Linked DNA regions of Homo sapiens: all the other regions are linked to region 2. A link is a loop called in an ENCODE intact Hi-C map of the cell type or tissue named here. Cell type or tissue: IMR-90. All regions are shown on one strand. Links, peaks and the distances in the headings refer to the core of each region. The heading gives the core; the rest is flanking DNA. Region 1 has its middle 100 kb from the start of VEPH1. Region 2 has its middle 30 kb from the start of VEPH1. Region 3 has its middle 10 kb from the start of MFSD1. Region 4 overlaps RSRC1 (arginine and serine rich coiled-coil 1). Region 5 has its middle 190 kb from the start of SHOX2. Region 6 has its middle 14 kb from the start of SHOX2. Region 7 overlaps RSRC1 (arginine and serine rich coiled-coil 1).

Region 1 (4,604 bases), core at 224-4,223, 73 kb after region 2:
TCAGCATCAGCTTCTCCTTCTCCTGATGGCATGTTGTTAAGAGAACAAGCTTAGAATCAGGTAATCCACAGTGTCAGCCCAGCTCTGTCACTCACAAGGTCTGTAATCTGGAGCACACTTCTCCCAACCTCAGTTTCTTCGTCATTTAAGTTGGTATAATAATATCCACCTCACAGTGCTGGATAAAGTACTAAATAATGTTTGTAACATGTCAGCTCCATACCTGACATATAGGAAGGGCTCGATGATAGTAGTTACTATTATTTTTTAAAACTGCAGAATCAAATTTTCAAAAGACTGCAGACACTTAGTTCTTTCACTGTGAACTCCTGTCTTTCATCTCAGAGAAGTGCCATGTTAGAAGAGAAAGGCCACCATTGATGTCAATATCAATGTTTTAAAAACTTACTGTGTAATGCACTGCAGTGACATACCTAGCATATTTGATGCCTGGAGTGGATCATTTTTTAACATCCCTTCCTCTCTATGATAAAATTATTTTCAGTAATTATCACATAAGAATTAGTAATAATCATTATTTTCTCAAATTGTTCCTTCGTTTTAAAAACAAATAATTAACAATTTTATTAGAAAAGCAAAGTTCAATTTTAAATATATTCAAATTCAGTAAAACATTTCATGTACGAACTAAAATTTGCGCTTGCCAAACTAAAATATTATACCTTGAAGTTCAGAGTTTCCTTCTTCTAAATTTGAAACATAAAACCTCTGAGTGATTACACAGAAATGACAGAATTGGTGTAAATCAAGATCTTTGTGTCCTTGTTTCTACAATCACTGAGCTACCATCATTTTTGAATCTACCATTTAAACACAGGAAGAGATGATACCACCAGGGCTGGAGACAAAACCTTCAGGGGAACCAATAGGTCCATCAATTTCGAACCATTATACACTTGCTTTATACAAAACTCCTGAGGCTGAGTCCACTTCTGCTGAGGAGTGGAGTGGGGAAGGCACCTTGAATAACTGGGCATTCTTCAAATTGACTTCCTTAATAAAGAATACAATGTTTATTAAAGGATAAGTAATTAAAAACCAGGAGAATACATAGCTTACATATATTCTATTAAAACTCAATAGTAACCACAACAGTTCCCTGGAATTTAAACCAACAAGAGATTTTGGGGATAAAGTAATTTGATCACTGACATTGTTTAGAATTGTTGGCTTATGTTGATAATGAAAAGCAAATCAACCTTTTTTTTTTGAGACAGTGTCTCACTCTGTCACCCAGGCTAGAGTGCAGTGGCACGATCACAATTCACTGCAGCCTCCATCTCCTGTGCTCAAGCCATTCTTCCACCTCAGCCTCCCATATAGCTAGGACCACAGTCATGCACCATCACACCTGGATAATTTTTTAAAATTTCTGTAGAGATGGGGGTCTTGCAGTGTTGCCCAGGCTGGTCTTGAACTTCTGGGCTCAAACAAGCCTCATGCCTCGGGCTCCCAAAGTATTGGGATTACAGGTGTGAGATATTGCGCCTGGCTGCAAATAAACTTTTAGTCAGCTTTCCTATTGCTTTTAAATTCTTTACAGACAAAACACCTCTTACTTCCTACACCTGGTGCATCCTCCCTCTGTCCTGCCCTTGGCATTCTACCATTCCAGTTATTTCCTTCACCTGTGAATTTCCAGAATCTTCTGAATTCCCCACACCTAGTATAGCCCTTTCTACATAGTAGGTACTTAATGACTATTTGTTGAATTATGAATGCCAGCCATGCTACATTTTCTCATGCTCATTATTTTTAAAATGTCCAAGGGCAAGGATTTTTATCTGCATTTTACAATCAGTCTTTGAGATATTATATAACATGTCCAAATTCACACAGCTCATTAGTAGCAGAGCTGGGATTCGAACCGAGGTCTCTCTGGCTCATGTGCATTGAGCACACGTCCATGTACACAGCTTCTCATCTGTGCCATACTGCGCTGACACTTTTGACTACTGACTTCAGAATTTATAATGCATAATTAAAGAAGTACCCTTTGTGGGTACTATTCAAGCTTGTTTGCATCCTAAATGCAAGTTGGAAAAATATTTGGCACCAGTGACTGTCACATTCATTAGGCAACTTAAACCCATCTGCAGCTCTATTGATATTCATCAGCCCTGCTAAATCATTTACACCATCAGGAAATTAGTCTAGAATGACACTCCCTTTCAGAAAAAGGAACCAGGAAAATCCAGAGAGGCAAGAAGCTGAACCCTGATGGGAGGCGAATAATAGCAGGTAACTGCTCCAGGCCCCACTGCCAGGGGAACAAGGGAGTCGCTGTCATCCATAGGTTGGAGAAATAAAAACCCAGCCACAGTGGGATTTTCATTCATATGGCAACACAATCCAGTGCTTGGCAAGTCACTGAGCCTGCACAGCCAACCATCTGTTTCAAAGCCTCCTGCATTTTCCCATTCATGTAGCCATTTAATCTGCCCTTGGCAGGATTGAAAATAAAATTCGGGAGACTCGCTGAGAAATGCATGCCTCAGAGAAGCCCTGACTCAGATAAACCCAGACCTAGCACACCCTGGCCACTGCAGGAAGCTGCACAAAGTCCCTTCCAGCTCAGGGATCTTTTTCTAATCAGAAATTATCCCACACGCTGTCACCAGGGGGAGCCCCCACAGGAAGCTGCTGGCCTGCAAGAGCACTGCGGAGGGGCTCGGAGGACCTCAGAGCTTCTGACTCAGCCACCTTTGCTGTTGCAAAGGTTGAGACCAGGAGGGAGATTTGGGCCTTTTCCTTTTTCAGCTAGACGTGGCACGAATATGGGGAAATGAACAGTTGAGTTATCTTACCATATCTTCTATTTAAGGGCTCGGGAGTTAAGGGAACACCAGGTTGCAAATGTATTTTATAATGTCCACTTATAGACCAGACATCTTTTATTTTAAAAACTTTTTTTTTTAAAAAGTAAAAATTTGTCTAGAAATGCTCAGTCCCATGAAATGTCCTTGTGGCAGAGCTCAAATATGCATCCTACATAATTATAAATTAAAGGATTTGACGTTTTATAAATTCTCTGAAGTCAGTGGGTCCAGACCCAGAGGAGCATCCAAATGACCCAAGAACCTTTAAAAAACATAGGTGTGACTCAGCTGATATGAGTGGATGTCCAGGCAACTGTATTAGAAACTGATTTCAGAACAACTGCTTGAAAAGAGGCTCCATAACCCTATTTTATCTGCCTAAACCAGCAAGGGCTCTGAATTTCAGTTTGATGATGCCAAATAAAAGAGTTACTTGGTTCTTCTAAATAGACTTCTACCCCGGAATCTGTATTTCCCAGACTTGCTCGCTTTTACAGATTGTCTGGGAATTGGTTCTCAAACTTGACTGCACATCAACATCATCTACAGCTCCTTAAAAAGCCCCAGTGCCTAGGTGCCGCCCCCAGTGACTCTGATTTTATAGGTCTGCAATGGGACCTGGACATCAGGATATTTTAAAGCCCCACTGGCGGCTGTAATGTGCAGCACAATTTGAGAACCATTAATGGAGGGGGCTGTCAGAAGCACAGATGTCCAGGCCCCAAGCTAGACCCACGGAATCGGTGTCTTTAAAGAGGATCCAGGGTAACTGAATTTTTACCATGCATTACAAGTAGGCATTATGATCTGGCAAGTCTATGAACCAAAAGAAGCTCACATTTCTTTTTTGCAGGAGACCGTAGTCCTTCCCTGTCCCTGCAGTAGTGAGAGCAGTCATTTTGATAGAGCTGCGGTAGAGGAGGCCTGTGGCTGGTCTGGGGCCAACCTTGGGCTCCCACCCTCCCTCCTTCTGCCAACCATCTACACACATGTGGATGTTTCTATAAATCACTTCTGATCTGTGGTTCGTATTCAGGAAGTGTTCTGACTGCTTACCCATGTAATGATGGAGTGGAGGAAAGGTCTAATTTTGGAACAACAGTGGCTTAGGCAGCACCGTGTTCCCTGCAAGTTGAATTTCCTAAACACAGTCGCTCCACCACTCTGGCGGCTGCTCACCACAATTACACAGGCAGTTTAAGGCACTCTATCCATCACAGCAAATTACTGGCATGATCCACTCAAGAATCAGGCTGGACAGCCTTGCTGATGGCAATCTTTGCAGAACCTTCTTGATAACCAAGAGGAAGGCAAGGTGGGAGAGAGAGCTTTGCAGGTCAAGGCCATTGAATCAATTAACAAGAGCTCGCCCGATTCCAGCATGGCTTCCAATCTGACCGGGGAGACAAGATTTGTGAAAGCTGTTAGTACAGACAGCATCATACAAGAGTGTGAGTTCTTACCGCCTGGGTTTCACAGGTACAATAAAACCAGGGAAGGAAATTAACTTTTGTGGGATGTCTTACATAGTGCTAGGCTCTAACGTACATTGTTTTATGTAATTCACTCAACAGCCCCAGGATGCATCATTACTCTCATTTTGCAGATGAGGAAACTGAGGATCATTTTATCCAGATCACTCAGGTACATGGAGGCAGAGAGACACTTTCTCTGGGCCCCAAACCATTCCCCTTCCCGGTGGCTTAGGCCAGTTGAAACCCTACAGACGTTGGCCTCTGTTTCTTCAGAGATCAGCTCCCGGGG
Region 2 (4,604 bases), core at 406-4,405:
TAGGAGTGGGAAGTGGTAGCATCCGGCTGAGAACCTAGGGGTGGAGGAATAGGTCTGAGTCAGACACCATGGAGAATGTGATGAGATAAAAAGAAAAAAAATGAAACAAGATTTGAATCAAGTCTTGAGGTCTCAAATCAGAGTTTGAGAGCATAAATACATGGTGGACTCTGACAGCACCATCTGGTGATTTCTCCCTGCAAGCAAAGGTCTCACTTCTCAGCCCAGATCCAGAAAAGACAAAACAGAAAATGTGAGTGACCCAGAGGTGTGAACTGGCTAGGTGGGAGTTGCAGAGAGCTTCTGAGGAGAGGGTGGTAGAGTGCTGGATAGAGTACTGTGGGGAGCATAAATGAACGACCCAGGCCGAGGAGCCTGCCAAGGGAGGCAAGAAGCACAGGGTGGCTACAGGGAATGTCACGGATGCCCAACCTCAGTTATTACAGTCATTAAACTGGTTTTGTTTCATTTCATAACATTCACTAGAATGAATTAATTTCCAGAGCTTATTGGGCTGTCATTTTGTGATATAAGAAAACAAAAGAAACTTACTCATTACAGTGACTAAAGAGAAGGGAGGTAACTTCCAACTGTTAGTTAGTTGAAATGGAATTCCCTATCTGATAACTATTTCACAAAAGTAGCATTTCAAACCCAGCTTGTGGAGCTCTCCATTGAATGAGAAATGGGGCAGAACCATCTGTCAGCACATCTTCTTGAAGCTTCCTTCTAAAGGAGAGCCCTTCAGGCTGGGTGTGCGGCCCTCACACCCAAGGCACACTGCTGACCTCCTTCCCTGATAGCCGCTCTTCCACTTAGTCATACCAGTGCTTCCTGACGTTTAAAATACCTGAATTTTTGGTAGCACATTTGAGGAAATTAAAAGGCAAACACTTTTTTAAAAAAATAAAAGCAAATTTCAGAAAACTTTCTATAATTATCCTGTTATTTTTTCGTTTGCCCATTGACACCATGTAGCTGCTTGAGTGGAAATGTTTACTGGCCCAATAAAGTTCTCCTGTGCCCTCTTGGGAGTAGAGCTCTTCTGGGTTTCAGTAAACCTGGGCTCTTTCTGTGGCCCTGATTTCCTTTCCCATTTCTACCTTTGCCTATCGCAGCAAGTTGACCCCTGCCCCACACCACCCACCCAAACAGCCTTGCTCCGCCAAGTACCCAGCCCCTCACTGACCTCACCTCAACTGTGTAAAAACAAATTAGTCACACTGATCCAAATGTGTCTGGATGGATTGCCCCCCCACACATAGAATATGAGTCGAGGGGGAACTTGTTTTCCATCTCTGGAGCAGCCTTATAGAAAGGCTTAAAAATCTTCAGCCTCACAACTTTCACAGAGCCACAGAGCTTTCCTCTGTAGTCGGTGATTGTCTGTATCTGGAAGCCATTTTTAAAAATAGAAAAGGAAATGTCTTTCACTGTTTTAAAATGCACACACTGGCAGGTAGTAGTGATAGCTATTTCAGTACCGCAGACACCACACTGAAAACACTTTCTATACTTTACCTCATTTACTCCTCACAGCAACCTTTACCTACAACAACAGCCAGCATCTAAAAAGGCACTGTTACTATTCTGTTTTTCACATGGGATGACTGAAGCTTAGAGAACAGTAAAATGACGCCCTAAAGTCACACAGCTACTAACAGAGCCATGATTTGCACCCAGCCAGGCTGAGCTCAGAGACAGCACTCTGAAATGCCTAATTCAGTGGCTATTTCATTTATACTCATTATTAATGATTGAAGTTTTCTAGAACCTAAGACTGCGAGCTTACCTAACCCAGGTTCTCCTTTCCACCTGGCTACACTCATTTCCTTATTTGATACAATGCCTTCTTCCTTATATGGTTCTTTACGAAGTGTAGTCAACAGGCTTTTAATTCATTGCTTCCTGCCTCTTTAGTCCTCTCCCACCTTCAATTCTTTCCCAAGATCTCGGCCACAATACTGTTTCCTCTCTACTGTTTTTTACTCACATCTTCCACAAGGGGGCACATTCTGACCATAAAGCTTTGAGGCTCTCCAGTCAGCTAAAATACAACCAGCGTCACCCTAATGCTTTCATTCTGTTACAAGAAATGCCTTTATTCAAGCTACATTCCTCATTGTTATTTCACGTAGGGGAAACAACAGTAAAAAAGGAAACCATATAATTTTTGTAGACTGTTTGACCATAATTCATTCACTGGATTTCTATGTTAGGTATGGAATCCATTAAGCAGGATATTGAAGCTTATGAATGGAAACCTAGTAATTCCTCTTTAATAAACATGAGTTACTTTTATTTCTTAAACTTTATTAGGCATTTACTCAAAACATTACTCAGAAATGTTTGTTAATAATATGAATGATGATTTTGATTCCGTTTGCGTTGTTACTATGTCTAAGGGTCCAAAACACAAAGTCTGGATTATTCATAAAGACTGAGAAAATGGCTGGCATTTGAATGTAAATCTTAGTGCTTGAGCCTAACTCCATCTTGACACTTCTCACCAACCCTAAGGAAGGAGTGGCTGCTACCACAGTGGCCTTTTTGTGTAGCTGAGGAAACCAAGACATGAGGAGATTCGTTCAGGCCTTATAAGAGTCACATATGGGGAATAGGCCCGGTTCTTGTCAGCTCCCTGAGGCTACACTGGTCACCAAGCAGAACTACCGCAAGAGGAAAATGAAGAATGAAAGAAATATGAAGACAATTCTAACATTAAAGGCAGGCTCACCTTGTCCTCTTTGCCTGCCAGACTTCTAAATGGTGGATTCCTCCCTGTTTAGTTTCGGGCTCTCTTCTCTTCTCCTTCACTCTTCTCCTAAACAATTGCATCCACTTGCAGGACTTTGAATATCTCCCCAGACCTCTCCTCTGACACACTTCCCCTGAGTCATAGCTAACTGCCTGTCTGAAAACTCCATGTGGAGGACTCCTTGCCGTAGTAAACTGAGTAAGTCCAAATTGAAGCAATTGATTTCCTGCCACGTCCCTGAAAAAGCATCACCATCCTCCCAGCATCCTCCTTTCCCAATTTCAGAAAACGGCCCTGATGTCTACCCGGTTACTAAAAGCAGACCCCTGGGAGCCACACTGACATCCACCTGTGCCTCTTCCCACACTCAAATGCATCAGCCAGTCCTCTTGATTCTATGTCTAAAATAGATCTTGTATTTTTCCACTTTTTTTTTTTTTCCATTTTGTGTTCAAGTTTCTGCAGTCTCTGGCCTGGACCACAGCAGAAGCTTCTCCCTGGAGCACTGTTTCCATTCGTGTTCCTCCTTCCACAATCCAGTCTCCACACAGAAGCCAGATTAGTCTTCTTAAAATATAGATTTGACTATTATTTATCCTGCTTAAAACCCTTAACTTCTCCTGACACATGAAATAAAACCTCAATTCCTTATTATGGCCCACAATGTCCTGTACCCTCTGGTCCCCACCACCTGTCCAGCATTAATCCACTGCTCACTTGGCTCAGCTGCCTTCTGTGGGACCCAGAGCAGGCCATGCTGCCTCGTACCTCAGGGCCTCTGTGCTGGCTGTTCCTTCAGGCCTTCCTTCACCACCCTAGCTAGGTCAGTCCTGGTTATTTTCTAGTATCCTAATTTTTTCCTTTCTGACACTTCTCACAGCCAATAATTATTTTGTTAATTTAGTTGCTTACTCATTTATTATCTCCCTCCCAAACTATGTAATTCCAAAGCTGGTTCAGTCAATAAAATCACTATTCATAACAGAGATGGATAAAAATGTGAATAGTCCAATTAAATTAAATAGTAGTCAGACTAATTAAATAGTCCAATTTTATTTGCAAATCCCTGTTCTGCCAAGGTAAAAAATGTAATATGAATTGAAGTGGTCCCCTATCCATTTCCATGGGGTTGTGCACAATTTGTAAGGGGATTACATGGGCACCCCATTAAGATGTCCATGTTCTCTGTCCACACAGCACCTGCAATGACAACTATTGTCCTTCCAGGTCTCTGTCAAGTGTTCACAAAGGCCACCAGAGGGACATTCTCTTCTAATCACAGGCGTCCTCCATCCAGTGAATCTCACCACTGTTTCTATCAGGTGCAATCCACATCATTTTGCAGCTCCTGCACCATGCTGGGGTCTGGACAGACTGTGTTGTTGGATGAGGCGTGGTCTGTCTCAACATGACTCTGCAGTCTTTCCTACCTGGAACAGGCACTAAGCCCCTTTTTCAAGACCCATCAACATCTGGACTCCTATTACCCCTCCTCCAACTCTCCTATATTTTCAGTTTAGTTCAGTGAATCATTTCCTAGAAGGAAGAGTGGAGGGGACAGATAGGAGCCTTGCTCTTATCTTTAAGGTTTCTTACTCAAATATTTTATGCTGTATTAAGTCTGTGTGTTCCTCTGAGGGCCTAATTTTTTGAAACACAAAATCAAAGAGAAGCTTTTTTCTCTGCTTACTGTTTTCATATCACTTCCCCAAATCTATGAACCCCAAAAACATAATTAGTTGAATTGGGGGAAAGAACTTAAAAAGGAGATGGGAATATATATATAAATAAGATAAGTTAAGGGTTCAAAATATCTCTCCCTTACACTAGTATTGTGCCTGGTACA
Region 3 (4,503 bases), core at 1-4,000, 1.3 Mb after region 2:
ATGAATTTTGTTCCTAACTTAGATAATTTTAGTTATCAGATCAAAACCACCATACACTTTGTTTAAATCAGAACATGCTGAATTGGTTTTCTTTACCCCTTCAAAAAGCTCCCTCCTGTTAAGCATATTATTGATGGGCTTTCGAAAAATGACTTTTAGCTTTACAAAGTCATTTTTAGCGAAAAAATAAAAAAGGACTCAACCCCAGGAATCTCCTGCCTCATTTATCTAATGAGCACATGGAGTGGATTTTAAAAGAGAGTTATTGTCCTAAAATATAGGAACAGAGATGTACTAGAATTTATCTCTTAAAGTAGCACTTGAGTGACATCCACTGGCCAGACAGCTTTGTTGGCTGTGTGAGAGAGATGTTACCTCTGATAAGTGTCAAATAAGAGAACATTTGAAGACAGATACTCTTAATAGTTGTACATAAATGTCCAAAAAGCAAATGATTTCTACCTTTAAAAATTTATATCCACTACTGTAGACAGATCTTCATGCTATTTCTGGAAATCTATGCCACATGTCTCAGTTTAAATGGCAAAAAAATTCAAAAGCTTAACAATACAATTTCTTGGTCAGACTGGGGAAAATAGTTTTTTTTTTTTTTTTTTTTTGGCAGGGTGTCACTTTGTCATCCAGGCTAGAGTGAAGTGGTGTGATCATGGTTCACTGTAGCTCCAACCTCCCAGGCTCAAGTGATCCTCCTGCTTCAGCCTCCCAAGTAGTTGGGACTACAGGCTTGTACCACTATGCCTGGCTAATTTTAAAATTTTATGTAGAGAAGGGGGTCTCACTATGTTGCTCAGGCTGGTCTCCAACTCCTGGGCTCAAGTGATCCTTCAGCCTTGGCCTCCCAAAGTGCTGGAACTACAGGCATGCGCCACTGTGCCTCGCCAAAAATAGGTATTTTCATAATGTGAAATGCTACAACCCTTTAAAAGGAAATTTGGCAATACCTAACAAAACCATATATGCATTTATCCTTTGGTTCAGCAATTCCACTTTAGCCTGAAGACACACTTCCACCAACATAAAAATATATATTTACAAGATTGCTTATTGCAACATGAATTGGCAATCACAAAATATTGGTAACCTACTAAATACACAAATATAGAAGGGTGGTTGAAGAAACTATAGTATTAATACATACACACAATGCAGTACCATGCAGGTGTAAGAAAGAGAACAAGGAAAACCTGTATGAACTGATATGGTGAAATTCTCAGGACATATTGTTGGGCAGACAGAGAGATAACTTTTAACAGCTGACATCCATATCAGTGCTGTTTTTTGACCTAATCCAGTCATCATTTAAGTTTTTAGTACTAGAAATTTCAGGTGAATCAGGAATGGTAGAGGTGGGTGGGGAAGGTATTTTGAGCCAGGTACAACATCTATCTTTGGCTTCCACATGCCAGCCGTTCCTACATATTAATGTAGTCTATTTGGGGACTCGGGGGTCAGGTCACTTATCTGATGTGTATATACATAGATGGATAGATAAGAGACCCAAAGCAGATAATAAATACATGTGTTTGGGTTTAAGGTATATGAATTGAACCAGACACGGACTCTGCCATCTTGCAATATTCACAGACAAGTCATGCTTGAGTCTGGTAATTTCATTCACTCCAAGATTTCACACTGATCTGTTCACATGGGTGTGTGTTGATTTACATTTCTGCCTTATTTTCAGTAGTCCCTCATTGGCCTGAAAGGCTGAGTTGGTATCGTGTGGGAAAACCCTACTACTTTCCAAATTGTAAAATTTGTCCTGCTTCTGTAGAGTAATGCTCACGTTTCCCTTACCATTGCTTTTATCCCAGTGGGCTTATTTTTATTTTTTATTTTTCTTATCTTGTTCTCTTTCCTCTTCTCACTTTGAATTTCAAAGTTATCTTTGTTGCATTTATTTATTCTATTAAGATGTAGGGGCTCGTAAAAATTTCCATTAAAAAAACAGAAAGCAAAAAACAGTAGACTGGCACAGAAGAAGCCACGTGTGCTGCGTAACTGGAGGAAAAACCGTTTTTTCCTGAGATGTCTCTCTGACGCCATCTACTGACAAAGCTGAACATCATGCCAGCTGGCAAAGGAAAAATATTTTAAACAGTCTGAAAAGAATGAACTCGGACCCGAGACAGTAAATTCATAACCTGCAAGGGAAGTGCTCATATATACTTCACATAGCAATTCCTTCAACAGGTTAGTTAATTTTTTCATAAAATATGTTCTCATCTTTTGTCTTTCTCCTTCTCAATATGTAATTCACAAGTATGTGCACATTATTTTTTATTATTTATTTATTTATTTATTTGAGATGGATTTTCACTCTTGTTGCCCGGGCTGGAGTGCAATGGTGCAATCTCAGCTCACTGCAGCCTCTGCCTCCTGGGTTCAAGAGATTCTCCTGCCTCAGCAACCCAAGTAGCTGGGATTACAGGCATGCACCACCACACCTGGCTAATTTTGTATTTTTTTAGTAGAAATGGAGTTTCACCATGTTGGCCAGGCTAGTCTCAAACTCTTGACTTCAGGTGATCCACCTGCCTCAGCCTCCCAAAGTGCTGGGATTGCAGGTGTGAGGCACAGAGCCCAGCTGCACATTATTTTTTACTGCTTAATTTCTATATATTTTTTCTTGTACCAAGCTAGAGGGATCCTTTAACATTTTTTTCAATTAGAAGAATATACTATCACCTGTTCTTTCCTGACTCCCTTCACTTCTTGTGAGGAAGGAAAAATACAGCGAGTATGTTTTTACAATTGAAGACAAATAAATGTATAGATAGGTAGACGTATGGATGAATACATAGTTGGATACATACACAAAGAGAAAGAAAATAGAAACAGATTAAGAGAAGAATGCATGAACAAACAAAACATAGAGGCATACATTTATCAAAAATTGAATACTGTAGGACATAAATGTATTCATTGGCATTCGAAATTTGGGGCATTTTAGGATCACATTTCATCCAAGGCGTGGTACCTGTCTTTGTTCCCAACCCGCGAGTCCCTCTCCTCTTGATCCTAACATACCAGTTTAGTATCTTTGGGGGTAGATCATTTATCTCTATTTAATTAGTTTTCAAAACAGATGATAAGAATGTGCCTGTCTGGAGGTCTGTATAAAAGGAACTTTTTTTACTGTCTAATCTTTGTTCAGTCGTTAATTTGTATTGAAATTCCAGGGAATTATTTATTCTGCTCCTTCAGAACTCAAGTTTGCTATAAACAAATGAGGAAAACAGCAAATTATTTCCTTGGAACTGAATAAAAATAAATGTAAATGATTCCTACGCGTTTTGATGTACAAAAGTAGTCCTACCTTATCCATGGTTTTGGTTATCTGCAGTCAACCTCAGTTCAGAAGAATGAAATGGAAAATTCCAGAAGCAAATAATTCATACGTTTTAAATTACATGCCATACCGCGTATCATCATGATTTCCCAGTATGAAATCATCCCTTTGCCCAGTGCATCCACTGTTTCCACACTCCCCGCCAGTGAGTCACTTGGTAGCTGTCTCAGTTATCAGATCAACTGTTGCAGCATCGTAGTGCTTGTGTTCAAGTAATCCTTATTTTAATAAAAATGCCTCCAAAGTGCAAGAGTAGAGATGATGGCAATTCGGATATGTGAAAAAGAAGCCATAAAGTGTTTCCTTTAAGTGAAAAGGTGAAAGTCTTCGACTTAATAAGGAAAGAAAAAAAATCGTATGCTGGGGTTGCTAAGATCTATGATAAGAATGAATCTTCTCTTTGTGAAATTGTGAAGAAGAAAAAAGAAATTCATGCTAGTTTTGCTGTTGCATCTCAAACTGCAAAAATTATGGCCATCCATTGTGTGCCAAGTGCTTAGTTAAATGGAAAAGGTATTACATTTATTGGTGGAAGACATGAAGAGAAAATGTGTTCTGATTGATGGCAATGTTAGGCCAAAAAGCATTCAGCTACATGAAGACTTCAGCAAGGGATCCCCTAAAACTAGTGACATCAAGCCATTTACTGCAAGTAAGGGATGGTTAAACGGATTCAGGAGTACAGAAGGTCAATGGTAGCTTATTGCTGTCACAATGACTACATCATTCACCTCACTTCATCTCATCATGTAGGCAGTGTATCATCTTGCATCAACATAAGAAAATATGTACAATACAATATTTGGGAGAGAGGCCACATTCACATAACTCTTTTTACAGTGTATCATTACAGTTGTTCTATGTTATTATTAGTTATTATTGTTAATCTCTTACTATGTTTAATATATAAATTAAACTTTATTATAGGTATGTATGTATAGGAAAAAAAACATAGTTTACATAGGAGTTCGGTACACTCCATGGTTTCAGGCATCTACCTGGGGAGTCTTGGAAAGTGTTCCCCCAGGATAAGGCGGGGGCTAGTGTACAATAAAAAGCAGTATTTATTAAGCACATAAACATTCTTTCAGATCTATTATTCATTTATTTAAATTTGTAAACATTTATAG
Region 4 (4,604 bases), core at 224-4,223, 900 kb after region 2:
ACAGTCTGATAGACTGTGACACAGATTCTGTGGCAAAACAGACGTAGCTCTAATTGATTATCAATATTTTAAGCAAAGTGATGAAAATAAGCATTAAGTGATGAGAAAGGCAGTCTTAATACAGTAGGCAGTAACCAGGACATAAGAGAGTCTATGGGGAGTTTTGCACTGATTGCTATTACTGAATTTTATCTGTCGATTTTTACCTTTGCTTCCTGGCAGCCATTGTCCCTCCTTGGTGTACTATTTTTTTTCCTCAAAAATCTATGACTAGAATGTTAATCTCACTGATAACACTGACAAAGCTATCTGCAGTCTCTTCCTCTGGAGAAGTTTGTTTAATATTTAACTCATTTTGAATTGAGGTTAGCTTTCGTAGTTTTGAAAGAACTGAGACTTTTTATGAAGATTTTAGATTAACAAATTTCATTCACATACTGTTTCTAAATTTAGTACTATCCATGAAATATAAACTAGCCTAAAATATTGCATATTGCATGTCACATATTTCTCATAATATCAGGCATTATATCCTTTACATAATTTGTAGCATTGACATCATTTGTAGCCTTCATCTTATGAATAAAATGAAGACATTTATCTAGAAATACTATATATATATACACACACAGAGTGAGTCTATGTATATATACTATAGTTACTTACAAAATATATTTTCAAACTAACAACAGAAATTCAACTTAGATAATTATATGTTCATGTGATGCTTCGTAAGTTAATTTAATAACACTTGAAATTGTTATATACCTTTTTCCTTATAAGTTATATTTAGTCCTCTATATTAAAACAGAGAAAAAAGATCACTTAAAAAATCAGTAGCAATTTCATTCAGTGTTAAAATTGATGAGCCAAGAACATACTATATAACATCACGTAATGCTGTGCTTGCTTACTATTAAATAGGTTTTAGATAAATTAGCTTATTTAACACAGAAACTATACGTATTTTTTCTTGTGGCAAAATACTCTGAATTATTAGTCATCAGTATTTATATTGTTTTGTGAAATTAATTTCAGCCAGAAATTGTGCAATTATTGAAAACTTGAAATTCTCCAGGTTACTTTGGAGAAAGTGAGTCATTTTTATTTTTCCAAAGGTCTCCCCAAGTAAGTTATTAGAGGCAAAAATAAGGTAATACAGAGATGCTACAGTACAATGCTTCTCAATCTTTCTCATGTCATGAAATGCAAAAGGATATATTTCGTTGGTACACCAGGTTAAACTGGTGAGGCTGCTCTTGGCCAAAGGCTACTGCTCTCAAACTCCAGCCACCTCAGACCCTGCCTGGTTGTCTGGAGGGCTGAGAGGATGATATTTTAGCACACATATTACTTAGTAGTAGCTAAATAGTTGGGAAGCTCTGAGTGTATTGCAGATAGAGAACTACATTTATAAAGCCCAGATTGAATAATAATGGTTTGAAAGTTAAATCTATCTAAAATCTGTCCAAATATCTAAAAACAATTCTAAAAATCATCCTATCTAGAAAGAGAAGAACAAATATATCTCTAGACATAATTTTTGTTAGATGGATTGCTGATCTTAATTGTATTTTCCACTTAATGTTGGTTGTAATATCTGCTAAGATTATTCAAATTTTAATCTTTGTTTTGACCCCTATTAAAGCAGAATATATATTTAAACTTTATTCTCTGAAAAATGTTAAATAAAATAAAGTTATCTCTTGGCAGAATAATATTGTCACTCATTCTTAGAGAGTCTAGAATGATTTTTTGAAACTCCAAAGACGTTAAAACTAATCAAATCCAGCTCTTAGTTGACTATTTAAGAAATAGCAGCTCAGATCACAATTAGATCACTGCTATGCTAAAACTAAAATCCAGTTTTCCCGATTCCGAGGCCATTCCCTTTCAGCTCTACTCTGTGATGTTTAAAAATCTTCATATGAGAACTTCCAAAATGTTATAAATTATAAAATTCACATATTCTTTTATAGCTGTAAGAAGTAATTTGCTAGCAATTTTCACTTATACATTAGGTGATGCTTTTAGGTAGGGTTTCAGTAAGGTAATGTCAATTTTTCTAATTCTTTATTTACAGTGTCTTCCCAAAAAAGCCTGACATTTTCTGTTTTAGTGTTCAAAATATCCAGTGAAAAAAAATGGAAAGCTATTCATCGTGCTGAAGTTTACTTTGTGCTAAAAATTATTTTATTATAAAGGAATTATATTCTAGTAAAAATAGATTAAGAAACATTCTAGTTTGGATAAGAATTCTACAAACACCGATATTGGGTACTTTGTCCTCTGTCATTCCATTTGTTAACATTCCAACAGACAGAAGAAGCAGACAGATACATTATTCTTTTTGCGCCACCTAGCGAAACTCGGGTGCTGTATATTTACCACACTATACCCAACTTGCAATGTGTGTTACACTTAGCTCCTGCTCATTACACCTGTAAGAAATTCACAAAAGAAAAAAAGAAAGCTCTAACCCCACTAACATTGACTTTTCATCATATTTTGGTAAATTTTTGAAGACTGAAATATTATTAGTAAAAATATGAATACTTATGCTCAATTCTGAAGGCATTGCCTTGAACAAAAGACATCACATGGGGGTAAAGTTTTTAATTATGCTCTTCCAGTTGTAAATACAAGATTTTACCAAATGAAAGTACATTCTGGAGTAACATTCAAAGTACTGAAAAGAGATGGGATGAAATTAGATTGAAGACTGTACAAAATATTTTAAGGATCTCAAACTCATTAAGTGTTTTTTATTTAATGAGGTTTTCTTTTATCATAAATCAAAAATATTGGTAAAATAACTTGTGCCACACTTATGCTTTGAAATGAAAATAGTAATGTTGTGTAATGCTAGACTGACTGATTTGTAGTTTGAAAGAACACTGTGTTAAAGCTTCTATTTATCTATTTTTTTAAAATTTGTGTTTCAAGTGTTTGAAGTGAAATCTCTTGCATTTTTTTTAATTAATACTACACAAGCATTCTGCTGCTTAACTTGTAGGTCTTAATTTTTAATAATATTAAATTTCAAGGTCATGCTTTCAGAATGCTGACACAAGATAAAATAATACTATTGTCAGTGTCATTGTTTTATGTTGATGTAATAAAAAGTACCTAATGTAAAAAAATAGAAAAAATAATTTATCCAGTAGGAGAAAATTGTTCCTTATGTATCTAAATTTGTTGTGTATGAGGAAATATAGGACTTGTGGTGGCTGTAACTATAGTTCTGAAGATTTTTATTTGATTTGACATATGATTACTCTGAAAATTCATAAGATTTACTGCTCTTAAATATGTGCTATAAAGATATAGATATAAATATATGTGCTATAAAGATAAAGATATATAATTTAAAGGTATATATTTACTTTCACTTTGAAAGTATATATTTCTAATTTTTAATATTGAATTATACCCTAAATGAATTTTTTAGTAAGGGAAGACTTTACGCTTAGAAAATTGTAGATAAGCATGTTTATACATGAGTGCAGATATATAAAACGTACATCTTCTAGTTAAAACATACATCTTTTAACTAGAAGATGAGGTTTTAACTTCTTTTAACTAGAAGATGTGTGTTTTATATATCCACACATATATCTTAAAAAGAGAAGTTTTGAGGAGTTATGCCAGATTTTATATCTGAATATTAATATTCATATGGCTAGAATGGAATGTACTAATTAATGTAATTTTTTGAGACACTGATAAATCTCAGAATGTCCTTTCTTGTCTTAAATGTTTCTAAAACATTTAAGTAACATGAACAGAATTAAATCTTTAATGTATTAACATTCCTCAGAGTCATCATTTTGTGAGTTAATTTTTACTTTAGTTCAATAAACATTTATCGAGGAGCTAATGAGCCATGTCTGATATGACACTATGCTAAAATCAGTAAGATATCGGACCTCAAGTAGTTGGCAGTCTAGTGGGGAAGAAAGACACTTGTTCAATTGGCTATAGTAGAAAAATACAGTTTTCTCAGACCTAAGAGGAGGAATTAATGTGGACTGAGATAATAGGGCAATGCATCATGGAGCAACAATTAGTGTTGTTGAATATTATGAGTGTAGATAAAGCAAGTATGAACTACAGAGCTAAATTTGTAGTTGTGACACAGCATCTCCAGAAACTTTAAAAATATATATATATATCTTCTCAAATTATAAAGTGAAAAAGATTCAGCAGTAGTCTGCTTAAAAGTACATGTGCCCACACGTGCATGCATGCACACATACATATATACACACCAGATTCTATACAATTTCTCGGAAATATTGGAGAAACCACTTTACATATACTTAGTACATATTTCCCTAAATGAAATTTTGTTGTAAGAAAAGGATTCATTACTAGAAATTTGTACATTGATTTTTTAAGTGTACAAATTATATCATAAATAGAACAGACACATGCATTTTAAACAATAATTACTATATTTAAAAGCTAATATCTATAAAGGTATATAGATAATATTGTATATTTTATATAAATACAATATGCTACCCTGGGCTATAATACTATTGTGAGTGGTTGGCATATATGAACTCATTCAACTTTTACAATAACCCTGTGGCTTATGA
Region 5 (4,604 bases), core at 210-4,209, 380 kb after region 2:
TACAGATGATACAACAATGGCAGCTGAATTTTTTCATTCTTTATGAAGCAATTACCATTGCCAGGCACTGGGGTGGTCTCTAAAGTTATCATATGAACAAAGGAAGATCCCTGTCTAGGAGAACGCTATGGTGTGGCCAAGCTTTCTCTGGCTGACTGTTGCTGTTCTGTCCCCTTGCTTACATATTCCCTACAGCCGGGCTAGACCTAAGTCCTTTATTTTCTTAACCCCTACAAACAAGTCATAATTTTGCCCAGCCTGCAGAATCAAGATGCCCTCTCATTTGGCTTCTTTATCCCAAATGTCTTGTGCTTTATATCTGTGGCCTGGAAGTTTCTATAGGATGTACAGAAGGGCCCTTTGAGAAGACTGTGGGGAGGTGAGACAGTGAGCTACAAGGCATTTTCTACTTAATGGCAGACCAAAGAGATATTCTTAGCCTTCTCTTTAGCCTCTCTGTCTCCCTGACTCAAAGCTGAGTTTTTATGGCTTCTTCTTCTCCTTTCTGCTCCCTCACCCTGCAAGTTACCCCTACCACCCCTTAAATGCAAAGGAGCTATAAGATGTCTATTTACATCCTATCTTGGACATCATTAGAGAGCATGGTAGCCCCCAAACTAGAAAGCTCTGTTCACCTTTATTCAGTCATTCAGCTAACACATATTGAAAGTCCACTAGGCACCAGCATCTAGTTATAGTGCAGGGGATATGGCAGTGAACAAGGCAAATGGAAATTCCTGCCTTCATGGAGTTTATATTGTGGCAAACTCTAGGGCCAGCGTAGTAGAGTGGCACTAATATAGGCACATACACTGGGACCCGATAGGACTCCAAGATCCACCTGCAACATTCACTTACTATCTACTCTGAGTGTGGTGACCTGCTGGCCATCATCCTGGCCCTCCCCGTTCTTTCGAACACAAAACCTGACCTACAACCAGAGATAAGATCAGCCAAATGACCCACTGACCCATGAACAAAAAAGAAAAATATTTGTTGTTTAAACCACTGCGATTTCACGGTTGTTTTTAATACAGCATCACTGTAGCACGAGAAAACTGATAAACAGTGTGAAAACACTTCATCACCAAAGGATTCTGGGGAGTATCCCATGAATATCAGTTTCCAGCATACGTTCAAAGACAAAAGGCATCCACATTCTTGTTGACTTGTGTGAGGCCCCCATGAGGGACATGCCAGAGCCTAGGGTCCTCCAGCTCTCTCACCCCATCACAGCTTTCATTCAGGTTTAATGAACTGCTCTTCTATTTGTCTAATGTCACTGTTTTCTCCAACTCGGCTGTACAGTACCAGGACTGTCTAGAAAAACCCATTACCTCTATTATTCTGCCAATAGCAAATCAGTAGAATTGCTTGTTCCTTAATTGATAGAATATACTCTCCTCCTCCTGATAGATTACCCTGGTCTAACAGCTCCAAGACCGATTCCCCAGTGTCTGACTACCATCCAATCCAGAGCTATTGGTTTATACTTTCAGTAATAAATCCTAACCTATCAATATATAATAGCTCTTCATAATCAACATCCACAGATTCTGTCTGGGCTCAGAAGCAACCACCAGCCATTTTTCACATGCCTATAATTAGCAGTGGCCAGATGATGTTTGTATATCTTAGCACAATACTCCTTCCCCATCCAGTAATGATAACACATTTTATATAAATTCAAGCTGATTTAATTCTCTTGTCAGAGTATGGGGATATAAATATATTTAGGCATGTGTAATAGTCTGTAAATCAAAATAGTTCAGCTGACCTGAGTACTGTGGTAAGAGAATCCTGTTCTACCTCTCCAGGAGGCTGACTATGGGCTGGTGCAAAAGAACTGTCTCAAACAGATCAGCAAAGAGAGTTAGCTAGAAGAGGTAATGCACATAATTTATTAGAAGTTCGTCGATCTAAGTACATTTCGCAAGGTTATGATGATCTCATCTTGATCTAAGAGCAACCAGTCTTAGGCCAAAATGTACAGTCTCAATGTTATCATTAGTTAGGAAGAATAAGTTCTGGTGTTCTATTGCACCAGGGTGACTATAGTTAACAATAACAGACTGCATATTTCAAATAGCTGGAAGAGAGGATTTTAAGTTCTCAACACAAAGAAATGATAAATAGTTAAGGTGGTGGGTGTGCTAGTTACCCTGATTTGATCATTACATGATATATGCATGTATGGAAATACTACGTTTTACCCCATAAATACATAAACTATTTGTCAATCAAAGATAAAATAAAACTTTTAAAAAGGTACAGACTACTGGTGTTTAACACCAAAGGGTACTCATGTACAGATAAACTTTGGAAGAGAGAATTTACATTAAGGGTGAATGGTGGGGAGGAGGAATGAGCACAACCAAGTTCACATTGCTTAAATGCCTCTAGCAGGCAAGTTCACCAGCCATGAGGAAAAGAGGACAAGAATGTCCCCTTGCTTCTTATAAATTAAACATCACAAAAGAAAGCCGGTGAGAAGAAGGGAAGAAAAAGTGCCCTAAACAAGGTAATAAAACTATAAACTTAATGAGGGCCAGTTTACAGCTTTGCAGTCTCTCTACTTTATAACATGCCCTTATGAGCCAGCCTGTCAGGATAATGTAATTGAGAACTTGCTATAAAACATATGTTTAATGGAGCCAGGGGCCAAAGAAAACACTGTGTCATTATAATAAGCAGGCTGGTAAGTAAAATGATATCTTTTAAAGGTTAAAATAGAGTTGCTTTCAGAACTGGGCCAGTCTTCTTCTTCAAATATTGCTTCACTAATGATTTCTTCACTTCACTTACAAAATGCATCTCTGAGGAGATTTGTTACAAATGTGATCCCTGCCTGGGAAGTAAACTGCTCACCATACAGAAGGCTCTGGCATTTATTCTCCAGTTTTATATAACTTGGAGAATGATGTTAAAATTGGCAAATGCATCTGAGGCACACCAGGCAACAGGATTTTTTTTTTAATCCACTCATTGTCCGATGCAGTTCAACTTGAAAGAGATACAACAGAGAAAAGATTGATCCTTTGTGGCCTATTCTCTTTCCAGAAGGTAAAAGCAATTCTCATCAACAGAGCCCAGTGCTCCGTGGGGTCATCTCCATTCTGCTCTGGGGAATTCGTTGCTCATAAGGGCATGAATATTTTTTAAAAATAAGAAAGAAAAGGAGAAAAATGAAAACTGATTCTGGGATCTGGAAGGCCCCACCTGTTCAAGGCCCGTCCCTGGTCTAAACCTAATACTTGCTGACTGACCTCTAAGATCCTTCTTTGGGGGAACTAATAGATGAGCTTCCTCAATAATAACCTTTGAGACTGGTGCTTCTTAGGCTTTGAGGTTGGCATTTTAAACAATGCTCAAATCCACCCATTCTGCCCAATTCTACTTGCTCTTGTTTGTTGTCGTATGTGGAGGTGGGGGTCTGGTAAACTGCACAACTGGTTAAAGGAGCAGCCCAACCCCTCCTGAGAAGACTCTGGGAGGCAAAATGGCTCCCCTTAGAGCAGCTGGTGCTCTCTGCGTGATGCTGGGTGTCTCACATCACCTCTCTGGACCTCAGTTAAAGCACCTGTGAGAAACGGGGCTTGTAAAAATGGTACCACAGGAGGGGGTTGACCCTCCAGATCTCTGAGTCACTTCCAGTTTTAATAAACTATGGCTAAATAGAATGACAAGATTATATGCCAACTAAACCACTAAATGGCAGTATCTGCCCTCCCTTTTCTTTCATACTAGTAAAAACTCCTGAGTTTTGGCTGAACACATAGCTGACCAGAACAAAGACTACATTTCCCAGTCTTTCTTGCAGTTAAGTGAGGACATGTGACCAAGTGCTGACCAATGAGATAGATGCAGATGTATCATATGTCAAATTCCCCAGGAACCTTCCTTAAAAGGCAATTCACACATAATCTTTCCCACTTGATCTATCATGCTGCCTGAAAGATAGATGCAATAGCTAGAGCTCTTGCTACTGTTTTGGACCATAAGGATGAGAGCTACACCTAGGGATAGTGGACCAAGGAGCTGAAAGAATTCCTGTACCCTGAGTTCTTCATCTAGCTGAACCTCTGTATCAGTCCTGGATTGCCCACCTACACTACTTTGAATAAGATAGTTTAGAAGTGAACTATCTTATTTAAGTCATGTTATTTGGCCCTCTGTTACTTGGAGATTATCTATGCATTATATGCAACATATAAATATAACTAAATTATTCATTCCACAAATATTGACAATGCATAGGTATAGTTGTCATTCAATGAAGTGATCTTTTGAAAACACAAAGCACATTATATCACTTCATGCTTAAAGGCCTTCAGCAGCTCCCATTACCTATTAGGGATAAAATCCAAATACCTTCTATGCCCTCAAGGCTCTCCTTCACCAGCCCTCTGACCACATCTCACACCTTTCTTCATCATGACCAGTGTTGCCCAAAGCAGACATGTCTTCTTTCCACTTCTGTAAACTGTCAAGCTCATTCTGGCTTTGGGGCTTTTGTAGTTGCTATTTGCTCTTCCTGAAAGACTCTTGTCCACTTCTTTGCATGGCTGATTTGTTCTAATCATTACTGCCTAAAGTCACCCCTC
Region 6 (4,604 bases), core at 382-4,381, 560 kb after region 2:
ATAAATTTAGTGTCTTAAAACAATACAACTTGATTATTTTGCAGTTCTGTAGCCTAGAATTCCTACACAAGTTTCACTGTACTAAAATCACGGTATAGAAAGGGCTGCATTCCTTCTGCACACTCTGGGTGAATTTCTTGCCTTACCTTTTTCATCTTCTAGAGGCCACTTGCACTCCCTGCCTCCTCCAGCTTCAAAGCCAGAAACTTTGCATCTCTCTGAACATTCTTCCTTAGTCACATCTCTCTGAGACTTTCCTCTTTGGCCTCCCTCTTTTAAGTACCCACGTAATTACAGGGGATGCACCCAAATAATCCAGGATACATTCCCTATTTTAAGGTCAACTGACTTGCAAACTTAATCCCCCTTTGTCATGTAAGCCAACATATTTACAGGTTACAGGGATCAGGATGTGGATATCTTTGGAGGGGGCATTATTTTGTCTAACACACTTCTCTGTTACTACCAAGGCAAATCAGAGGACCTGCCTTTTTCTTTCCAAAGCTTCCTTTGATGGCTATTCTTACCTAATCTCACCTGTCTAAAAAGTTTTTAAAGGAAGTCTAGAACTGAAACTCACCCAGGGAGAATCCTGGGCCCTTTTAGGCAAGCACTGGGCAAGACTAATTTTAATGGAAATTATGTAAGCCTTAAAAGAAACACAACTGCTGACAAGTGAGAATTTCAGTAAATAAATATATTGCACACAAGACAGATAATTACATTTTAAGCCAGTAATGCCAGTAAACATAATACAAAACAATGTAGCACAAGTACTGAAAATTTGGATAGACTAATAGACTTTTTTGAAGTCATTTTTAAGGGTAGTTTATTTTATTCTTCCTTTCCACGGAAGCATAGAAATGTATTCAATAAATATGCAACAGAAGGACAATCAATCTAATATCAAAGTGACTAGAGAGTTAATGCCAGGGCTCCATGGGTATGCTGACATTCCAGAATAGAGAGGACTGAAGGTCAGAGACTCTGGGTAACCTGCACATTAAGAACGTCCTCAAGTTATCGGGGGGAAAGATAGAGTCCTTTCTGTTCTACACAAAGGGGCAGATCTAAAATCACAGTCCCTCAAAATCTCTAAAAATTTTTGCAAGATTTGAAGAGAGCTTTGTTCCAAACTCCAGTGCACACAATATAAACACACATTATCAATACTTACAATAAGAGATTGGAATTAAAGTGCACACCACCTCCCAAAGTTTTTCAAAACTGCTTCTAATCACAAAAAGGTAAATTAAAAATCCTCTCTATGTTACAGTAGTTTAAAAGGTAAATAATGGAAGTAGAAAGGAGATGTACATTTGTTGAAACCTGTTATGTACCAGGCACCTTACATAACTTATTTTTATTTGATCCTCACAATAATTGGCAAGGTGTGTGCTGCAGGACACTAAGAGGTCATAGATTTTAGGAGGCTAAGAAATGACCTAAAACTTTACATCTAATAGTTGGTATAGCAAAGATTTGAAGTCAAGAATATCTGCCTCTAAAAATTAGCCGTATACTATGACAACACATCCCAAATAAAGATGTATAAAAAGTACTTGGCTCTTCATAGATATTATATAAAATATGGGACAATATTAGTGATATACCTAAATTTAGACATTAGAAAGAAGTCCTTCTTAATTTACTCTGTAATTGTAACTCAGTTGTTCATCTTACAGGTCCCTATAGTAATAATTAAACATTCCTTTCTTTGTTTTATATGTGTTTTCAAACTGCTATTAAAGATCCTTGGTCAGCAGCCTTTATATCTTTTGGCGTTTTGCTGCTAATGCTCGGTAAACATGGGCAGCCAAGGAAAATGCAGATGGTGCTATGGAACACAAACCACGACAACATATGGTATACATTTAGTCCTAACAAAGTGCGCTTCTTAACCTCTGGGTGTCGCTTCACCATTCCTTTATAAGACTACTCATTTCCAGGGAAGGTTTAGTTTCCAAAACCAGGGCAACAGGCCCACATGTGTTATATGGCCATTCAGATGCACAGATTATGTGTCCTAATACCTTTAAGCAAGTGCATTTAGCACATGCTTCCTAGCACTATCATGTGTATTTATGAACTGTTTTGCCCAGATGGTAAGCTCCTCGAGGACAAGTGCCATGCCTGAAATCTCACCTTATTAACTGTGCATGGCAGAGTAACAATGTTATCTATCTTGCATATAGAGACACACAACCTATAAATTGCTCTTCTAGGTAAACCTCCTAACTACACTGCTACATTGTGACAATTGTCACATCTTCTAGATGAGGCTCACACAGGCTAAGCAATTAGCCAGAATCACAAACTAACAGGCAATGTTTTCTTCTTGCCCACAAGAGAAAGCTTTTCTTGTCTTGCAACACTTTATTGTTTTTTTCTTTTAAGGTTTTTATTACAAAGGTCAATGTCTATTGGCCTTTTAATAAAAGTAATTATTATTTAGTACTTAGTATACATATGCAAGGCATTGTTCTAAGGGTTTTACAAATATTAACTCATTTAATCCTCCTAACCATTCCATGAGATAGACACTATTTTTATCCACATTTTACAGATAAGGAAACTGAGGGACAGAGAGATTAACTTGTCCAAAATCAGAGGACTGGTAAACAGTAGCAGTGAAATTTGAATCCAGCAGTGAAGCATAGCTCCACAGTGTGTGCTCTTAAACATACACTATTCTGCTTGAATAAGAGTCTACAAAGATCCTTACTCAGGACATATGAGGAGTTGTTCAGCAAGAAAAGAAGCATGTTTACTCCTCCCTATTTGATGTATTTGATTATATTCTAAAACCTTTCCTCATGCCAATAGAACTCCGCGTATTATACTAAACTTTCCTGCACCGAAGGCATATGTAATGGTTACCTTGACTGACATGTAAAATACCCAAAACAAAATACCCCGAGACTCGAGGATTTTTTGTTTCATGAATTAGACACCAAAAAAAAAATTGTCTAGGCATCAGAAGTGTTATACACTCACATCTGTAAGTCTTTCTTGGGATTTTCAGATTTCTTATACAAGATTTTTTTTTGTCTGAAATATTTCAGTGCTCACTCAATGCCTGAGCTTGAAAATTATCTAATCCTTTTTAATTTTTTCATTTTCAGCTACTTTGCCTTCAGGCATAGGGCAGGGCAAGCACTTGCTTTCAATATGATGTTTAACACTTTTTATGTTTTTATTTTCGTCATCTTGAAAACATGCTAGTAAACATCCAAACATACTGTAAAGATTTAAAATTTGGGGTGTGTATACGTATATCAACAGGAGTTATGAATTATGTATATTGCAGGCCTATATAAATTAGATTTTGAAGAACAAGCATCACAGTAATCAAGCGGGTCATAATAAGACATTCCATGTGAAATGTAAAAACTACCTTGAATAAATTATCTGTAAGTTAACATTCTCATTAGAATGACATATTTATTATTTCTGGGTTTGTGATATTGCTTTAATGTATTTTGGCTAACTGTTTTAATGGCATATTAAGAAACCATTTCAGGCCTTTTTTCCCCGTTGGAATTTGCAGACTTTTATTTCCGTTTGAACTAAAATAATATAATATTAAAAACAATCCCCCACTTCCCAATGTACAATACCATTTTCTTCTGCCCAGAAATATTTAATTAAAGCAGGATATAACCTCAGTAATTATTTTTACACAGAATGACTCTTAAATTAATAGTCAGTTGTATGACTAAAAATTGGGAGACTGACAATCAAAACAATCTTAAATGCTTTGTTTATGTGATGAAAATGAGTGATCCTTTAATTCCCTCACACACATTAAACTGATTTCACAGATTTTCTGTACTGGTGTTTAACATAGTCAAGTGCTTGAGGTTATGTAAAATAAACAATCTTGAGATCTTATTGCAAATGTTTGCAATTTATGATGTAAACTGATTTGTGAAGAAAAAACAGGATCCTATGTCGCTGAAGCCAAAGAGGCATTTTTCAGAAATCAAAATAGTTCCGAAATTTGAGCATTGCATTATACTAAAGTATTACCATCTGAGGACCCAAAAAAGTTATAAATCTGGGGAAAAACTCAAAATAGATGTACATCAGTTCAGCTCCAAGCAAAGGCACCGATCTTACTATCTTACTGTGTCTCTTGTATCATAGGGTCCTTAACACTAATGATGTCTTAAACAATCTCTTTTAACTCAGTTTTTCCCAGTCATTGATTTTGCAACTCGGGAAGGTTTTGCATGCCCAAAAGATTTGGGGAGCAGAGGATGGGGGTGTCCTTTATTAATTATATTAGGATTATTGAGTTTCGACCCAAACTACAAGCATGTTGGGCCTTATTTAAATTTAAAGTGAATTCCTCAGACCCCTTCTTGGGATGGTTCGGGGAACTACGAGTTTGGAACTCTTGTTCACACACCGAGGCGCCTGCCCCAGAGTTTGGACACTGGCATTCCGGGAGAGCAGGCCTTGCGGGAGTCTGGACCCGAAGGGCGAGACTCCACAGGGCCAAGGAAAGCGGCCTCTGTCCTCCGTTAGTCTTGGGGGAGCAGACGCAAGAGGAGGCAAGGGCGCCGCGAGCTCCCCGGATGCACTGGTCCCACAGGCCG
Region 7 (4,604 bases), core at 293-4,292, 1.0 Mb after region 2:
GTGCCTTGGTGGGTGGTAAAATTCAGCTGGGCCTTTTGTGCCTTCTCATAGATGTGCACAGGCCTGTCCTCCACTGCTTCCACTCCTTCTCTCCTCCTCCTATCATTTCCACATCCTGGCACACCACAGGTTTACCAGAAGATGTATGAGCTAAAGCCATTTTCTACTTGCCTGAACTCAAGAATATTGCCAGCTTATTATAAACCATACTGTCAGAAATATACAGATTTATATAAGAATTGTTTAGCCAACTTCCGTGTCTTTAGTACTGTTACTAAATTAGCACTTTTGTTTATGCTGTGCTTCCTGTATCTGCTACCATTTCTTAAGTGCTTTTAATGCTTCCCTATCGCTGTGTGGAGCACAGGTTATCATCTCCCAGATTTTTGTGGCTTGCTTTTTCACATCATTTTTGCCTTCTGAAATACCACCATGTCAGAGAGTTCTTCTCTGGTTACCCCATCTGAAATAGTTTCCTTTCCTCCTTTCTAGCCCTCTAGCCTGCTCTATTTTCCTTGATATTATATTATTTACTTGTTTATTATTTGTCTCCCTCATTAAAACATAAGCTCATGAAGGAAGAAACTCTCATTCATTTCCAAGTCCTACTATGTGGAACAATGCCTGGTACATTGAATGTGCTCACTTATTTGAAAAGAGAGGGATGGAGGGAGGGAGGGAAGATGTGGGGGGGAAATCTCTCAACCACCCTATGATGTTTAGGCTATTACTATCTCCATGCCATAGATGAGAAAATGGAGACCAACACTCTTGAACCACTTGCCCAAAGCCACACAGCTGGTACATAGCAGAGACAGGGTTTAACCCAGATAGCCCAAACCCAGAGCCCTTAAAACTCACCACTGAGGGTGCAGCGCACCAGCATGGCACGTGTATACATATGTAACTAACCTGCACAATGTGCACATGTACCCTAAAACTTAGAGTATAATAAAAAAAAAAATAATAAATAAAAAAAAAAAGAAACTTAAAAAAAAAAAAAAAACTCACCACTGAAAGACATTTAATTTTTTAAGTTACAAAAACTTTTTATAATTTGACATTTTCTTCCATGAAGTTTTATTTTTTAATGGTAACTTTACTGCCCTTTAAATTTCAGTTATTCAACAAATGTTTATTGACTGCTTACTAGATAATAAAGCACACTCCACTAAGTTCTGGAGGTGACACAAAGAGGTATGTCCCCTCTAGCTGGGGAGAAGAAGCTTTCACTCAAGAAGAGATTTGCAAGGCAGCATATGCTAAAAGCCAAATGAATTATGCAAGAGGCCCTTTTACTCACAGGTGGCAAGGTGTGGCATCATCACAAAGTGGACATCAGGCATGGCCTTAAATGACAGGGAGGATTAAGAGAAGGTGAGAGCATTCCAGGTGAGAAGAGTTGAATGAGACATTTAGTGTGGATTTTGTTTTTAATAAAGCTTAGCCTGATGCCCAGTTCACTTTCACTTATTGAAATATTTAACAAATTCTTCTTCATTGATACAGTCACATTAACATTATTCCTATTACTTAATCTGATATAGTAAGCAGTTTAAGGTGAGTTTGTCTTGGATCCCGTCCAAAGTGGAGTTCCTTTCAGACACTTCAGGAGCCTCGTCCGCATATGTAACATGGTCCTGTAGCATAAGCTTCCCAGAAGACTAATAGAAAAGCCCTATTCCACTTAAGGAGTTTTCTCATCTTTTAAATTATTTGTGTATATCAGTTCTGGAAATTTGTTCTCGGTGATATTGGTCTCGAACAACCTCAAAATGTTGGAGTTGGATAGATTTATAATGCTTGCCTTGTATGTGTTTTAAAAGAAACATTTAAAATGTACTGTTTTGAAAGGGAAAACAATTGGATGTGCTCACTTATTTGAAACCTGTGTTCATGAGAAATTTAAAACTTTAGAATTCCAATTAAGCTTTATGAGATGTTTTGTCCACAAATTTTATTGAATAGCCAGCTTTACCATACAAACATATTGTTGTTTGCTTTTTTGTTGTTCTTGTAAAGCACTTAAAAATACTTTACATTTCAAAGTTTTTTATTATCTGTCTTGTAACATAAGAAGGAATTTTTTTAATGTTTTTATTGTTGACTATAATTTGAGCTAATTTAATATGAAAATAAGATAATCTTTTGTATTATTTATGTATTTGTAGCAATATTATTAGTATATATTTTTTTCCTGGAATAGTAACATAAGTAACTCAGTAACTGTGGGGCCAACTGACCCAAATTTTTTGTAACATAAAATGCATCTTTGGGAAAATTCATAAAATATTAGTATTTAAAAGGAGTCAGTTGAAGTTGCTGGTTGTTACTTGTCATGATCACATCTGGGGCAATAGTGCCATCTTCAGTTCTCAGCCTGGCATTGTTATTAGAGGAGATTGGTTTATGTTTGTAATCTACAAATGCAGTATGAAAAGACTAAAATTTTCTTTTCAAATGAAAGATTGATATGGACCTTGTCATCTTTATTTACTAGTTTTAAAATTTGTATAACATTTGGTATTTTAAAAGAAAACTCTGTGTTATAAAATGTGAAATTGTCAAATATAACTTGAAGAAGCAGGAGAGCCTAATTTTTATACTATAAACATCAACAGTAACTAATACAATTTTTTAAAAATTTTTCATCACAAAAGGAAAGTGATTTTCTATACTTTGAGTTAAGTATTGATTATTGTGGTCTGTAATGACTTGGCTTTCTGAGTCTATTATTTTTTATTTTACTATGAAGTATATATCCCTTCCATTAACATCTAGCAGAAAACATTTTATTTACAAATAATATGTTTATTAAAAAATCATCAAGTACTAATGGTGTGTTTCCTTCATGTTTACCATGTAAATGTTTTAAAACATCCCATATTAATTCTCCCAGTAACTTTGTTACTTGTCTTTAATTTTACTTCATGGCTAATGAATACAAGATACTGTGTGTGTTGGGCATTTATGCAGCACATATAAACCATAACTCATTTTAAATCACATTTTCCCAATCTTAAAATTGGCACAAAATTGTTAAATGACAAATTGACATGAAAAACTTAAGAAACTGAATTTAAAACAACGTAATATATATTATTGATATGTTTTATTCTGCTTCCCAAAGTGACAGGGTTATACTCAAGACATACATTTGTGGTCACTGACATGAGAATTTTGAGTAAGAAGCAATTTAAAACATTTTTATGTCTATTTTCATACAATAGAGCTGAGGTACTGTAAAGCTGAAAATGTAAATCTCCTGTGAATCTTTCAAATTTTAATTTAACATGCGTTTACAACCAGTAAAATGATTCCCACATTGAAACAAAAAAGCTATGTTGGTGTATTTTCATATTGTGAGTAAGGCAAACTGGCTTTCTCCTATCTGCTCTGTCACTTTGTTAGTTCTGAAGTGATCTTTAAAGAAACACAAAGATAATGATGTTTTTCTGTAATCTTTCTCCTTCTTTCCTTTATAATTTTTCCAATGCTATTTTGTTAAGCATTGGTTTTGGCAAGCCTCTATGATAACACTTTTATTTGTATTAGGAGCTGGTTGTATGTCCAAATTTAAAGCTACAAACACTGCAAGCTTTAGACATCAAGTACTGTTTGTGAGGTCACCTCTGACATTTAATACTAATGATTTCCTTTACAACTCCAAATAGAGAATATGTTTAGAGAAAAAATTCAAGTGGTCCAACATTTCATTCATATGAGACATCATCCTGAAGTCAGAAATAATGTCTTTTGGTTGGGAATTAGTGACTGTGAAATAATTCTAGTGAAATTAACTAAGACCTATACAGACAAATGTAGTTTTCATATTGACATTGAAGTTGGATTACACAGACTAGTACCCATTATGACTTTCCTTTGCCATATTAACATTATTATATATGTAATTAATAAAAAATTTATCTACTTGTATGGGATGTGTTAATATTAATAAATTAGCTGGGCAAAGAATCTTCTCTCATTTCACATGCTCAATTAGTACATTGCATAATTAAAATCTAGAGGAGCTTTCATTGTATAAAGCATGTGGGACTATTTACTCTTACATGGCACTCTGACAGTGCTTGGTTTTATTATGTGGGAAGATATATTCTTCCAAAGGTGGGAGTATTGGCTGTGGTGGCTGCTACTTGCAAGCATTTCATTCTCATCTGATTATTTCTCACAAGAGAAAAGACTGGTTTCAGCTGTCAGGGACACATCTTCATAAGAGCCATCTTTCCCACAAATAGACTAGAACTTGCACAAGACTATAATCATTATAAATTGTGATTGGTCAAAAATTGAGACAAAGATTTTTTCAGATAACATTTTTGTTGAATGTATGAAACCAAATTTCCTTTAATACTCTTTATATTTATCTCTGTAACAACATTAAACCTTTCAAGGATAAAGCTGCTATAAAAATTAGTTTGCTGCAAAAAACTCCACCTTCGTGTCAAACCACTTATTACTATTGTTAAGTAAATGTGACTATTATCCATGAACCCTAAATCCCAAAATTTTTAAGTGCCTTAGCTGAGTATACAATCAATCCTAATTCAACTATGTCTTCATATCAGCTTAAAATGAATTTAAAC

What was found. Hi-C counts contacts between places; a loop is a spot of excess contacts. Peaks named below come from ENCODE experiments on the same cell type or tissue, not always from the same donor. Only the 100,000 strongest peaks of a DNase experiment are listed, where the experiment ranks them.
Region 1: a loop joins it to region 2, with 4 times the contacts of the local background. A loop is called at or near these places in 5 of 110 quality-filtered maps.
Region 3: a loop joins it to region 2, with 3 times the contacts of the local background. A loop is called at or near these places in 4 of 110 quality-filtered maps.
Region 4: a loop joins it to region 2, with 7 times the contacts of the local background. A loop is called at or near these places in 15 of 110 quality-filtered maps.
Region 5: a loop joins it to region 2, with 8 times the contacts of the local background. A loop is called at or near these places in 2 of 110 quality-filtered maps.
Region 6: a loop joins it to region 2, with 5 times the contacts of the local background. A loop is called at or near these places in 3 of 110 quality-filtered maps.
Region 7: it touches region 2 in a loop (16-fold over the local background); 12 of 110 quality-filtered maps call a loop at or near these places.

Annotation. Positions count from the first base shown.
Region 1 is chr3:157,604,132-157,608,735 of GRCh38, forward strand. No RefSeq gene overlaps it. Among named protein-coding and RNA genes, the nearest start is that of VEPH1, 100 kb to the left of the region's middle. In IMR-90, for the core only: a CTCF peak has its summit at 2,654 (motif pointing right); a DNase peak (open chromatin) is centred at 2,640.
Region 2 is chr3:157,530,776-157,535,379 of GRCh38, forward strand. No RefSeq gene overlaps it. Among named protein-coding and RNA genes, the nearest start is that of VEPH1, 30 kb to the left of the region's middle. RefSeq lists a cis regulatory region at 3,978-4,415. In IMR-90, for the core only: a CTCF peak has its summit at 2,010 (motif pointing right); DNase peaks (open chromatin) are centred at 586, 2,036 and 2,896; H3K4me3 peaks cover 914 bases; H3K27ac peaks cover 2,196 bases.
Region 3 is chr3:158,789,440-158,793,942 of GRCh38, forward strand. No RefSeq gene overlaps it. Among named protein-coding and RNA genes, the nearest start is that of MFSD1, 10 kb to the right of the region's middle. In IMR-90, for the core only: CTCF peaks have their summits at 336 (motif pointing left) and 2,073 (motif pointing left); DNase peaks (open chromatin) are centred at 332, 2,042 and 3,502; H3K27ac peaks cover 159 bases.
Region 4 is chr3:158,432,251-158,436,854 of GRCh38, forward strand. The region is part of intron 6 of RSRC1 (arginine and serine rich coiled-coil 1); the gene reads left to right. Among named protein-coding and RNA genes, the nearest start is that of UC.134, 92 kb to the right of the region's middle. In IMR-90, for the core only: a CTCF peak has its summit at 2,356; a DNase peak (open chromatin) is centred at 2,351.
Region 5 is chr3:157,911,261-157,915,864 of GRCh38, forward strand. No RefSeq gene overlaps it. Among named protein-coding and RNA genes, the nearest start is that of SHOX2, 190 kb to the right of the region's middle. In IMR-90, for the core only: no CTCF peak of the experiment used is centred there; no DNase peak of the experiment used is centred there; H3K27ac peaks cover 628 bases.
Region 6 is chr3:158,089,815-158,094,418 of GRCh38, forward strand. No RefSeq gene overlaps it. Among named protein-coding and RNA genes, the nearest start is that of SHOX2, 14 kb to the right of the region's middle. In IMR-90, for the core only: a CTCF peak has its summit at 1,914; no DNase peak of the experiment used is centred there; H3K27me3 peaks cover 512 bases.
Region 7 is chr3:158,529,942-158,534,545 of GRCh38, forward strand. All of the region lies in intron 7 of RSRC1 (arginine and serine rich coiled-coil 1), which reads left to right. Among named protein-coding and RNA genes, the nearest start is that of UC.134, 5.5 kb to the left of the region's middle. In IMR-90, for the core only: a CTCF peak has its summit at 2,378 (motif pointing left); a DNase peak (open chromatin) is centred at 2,360.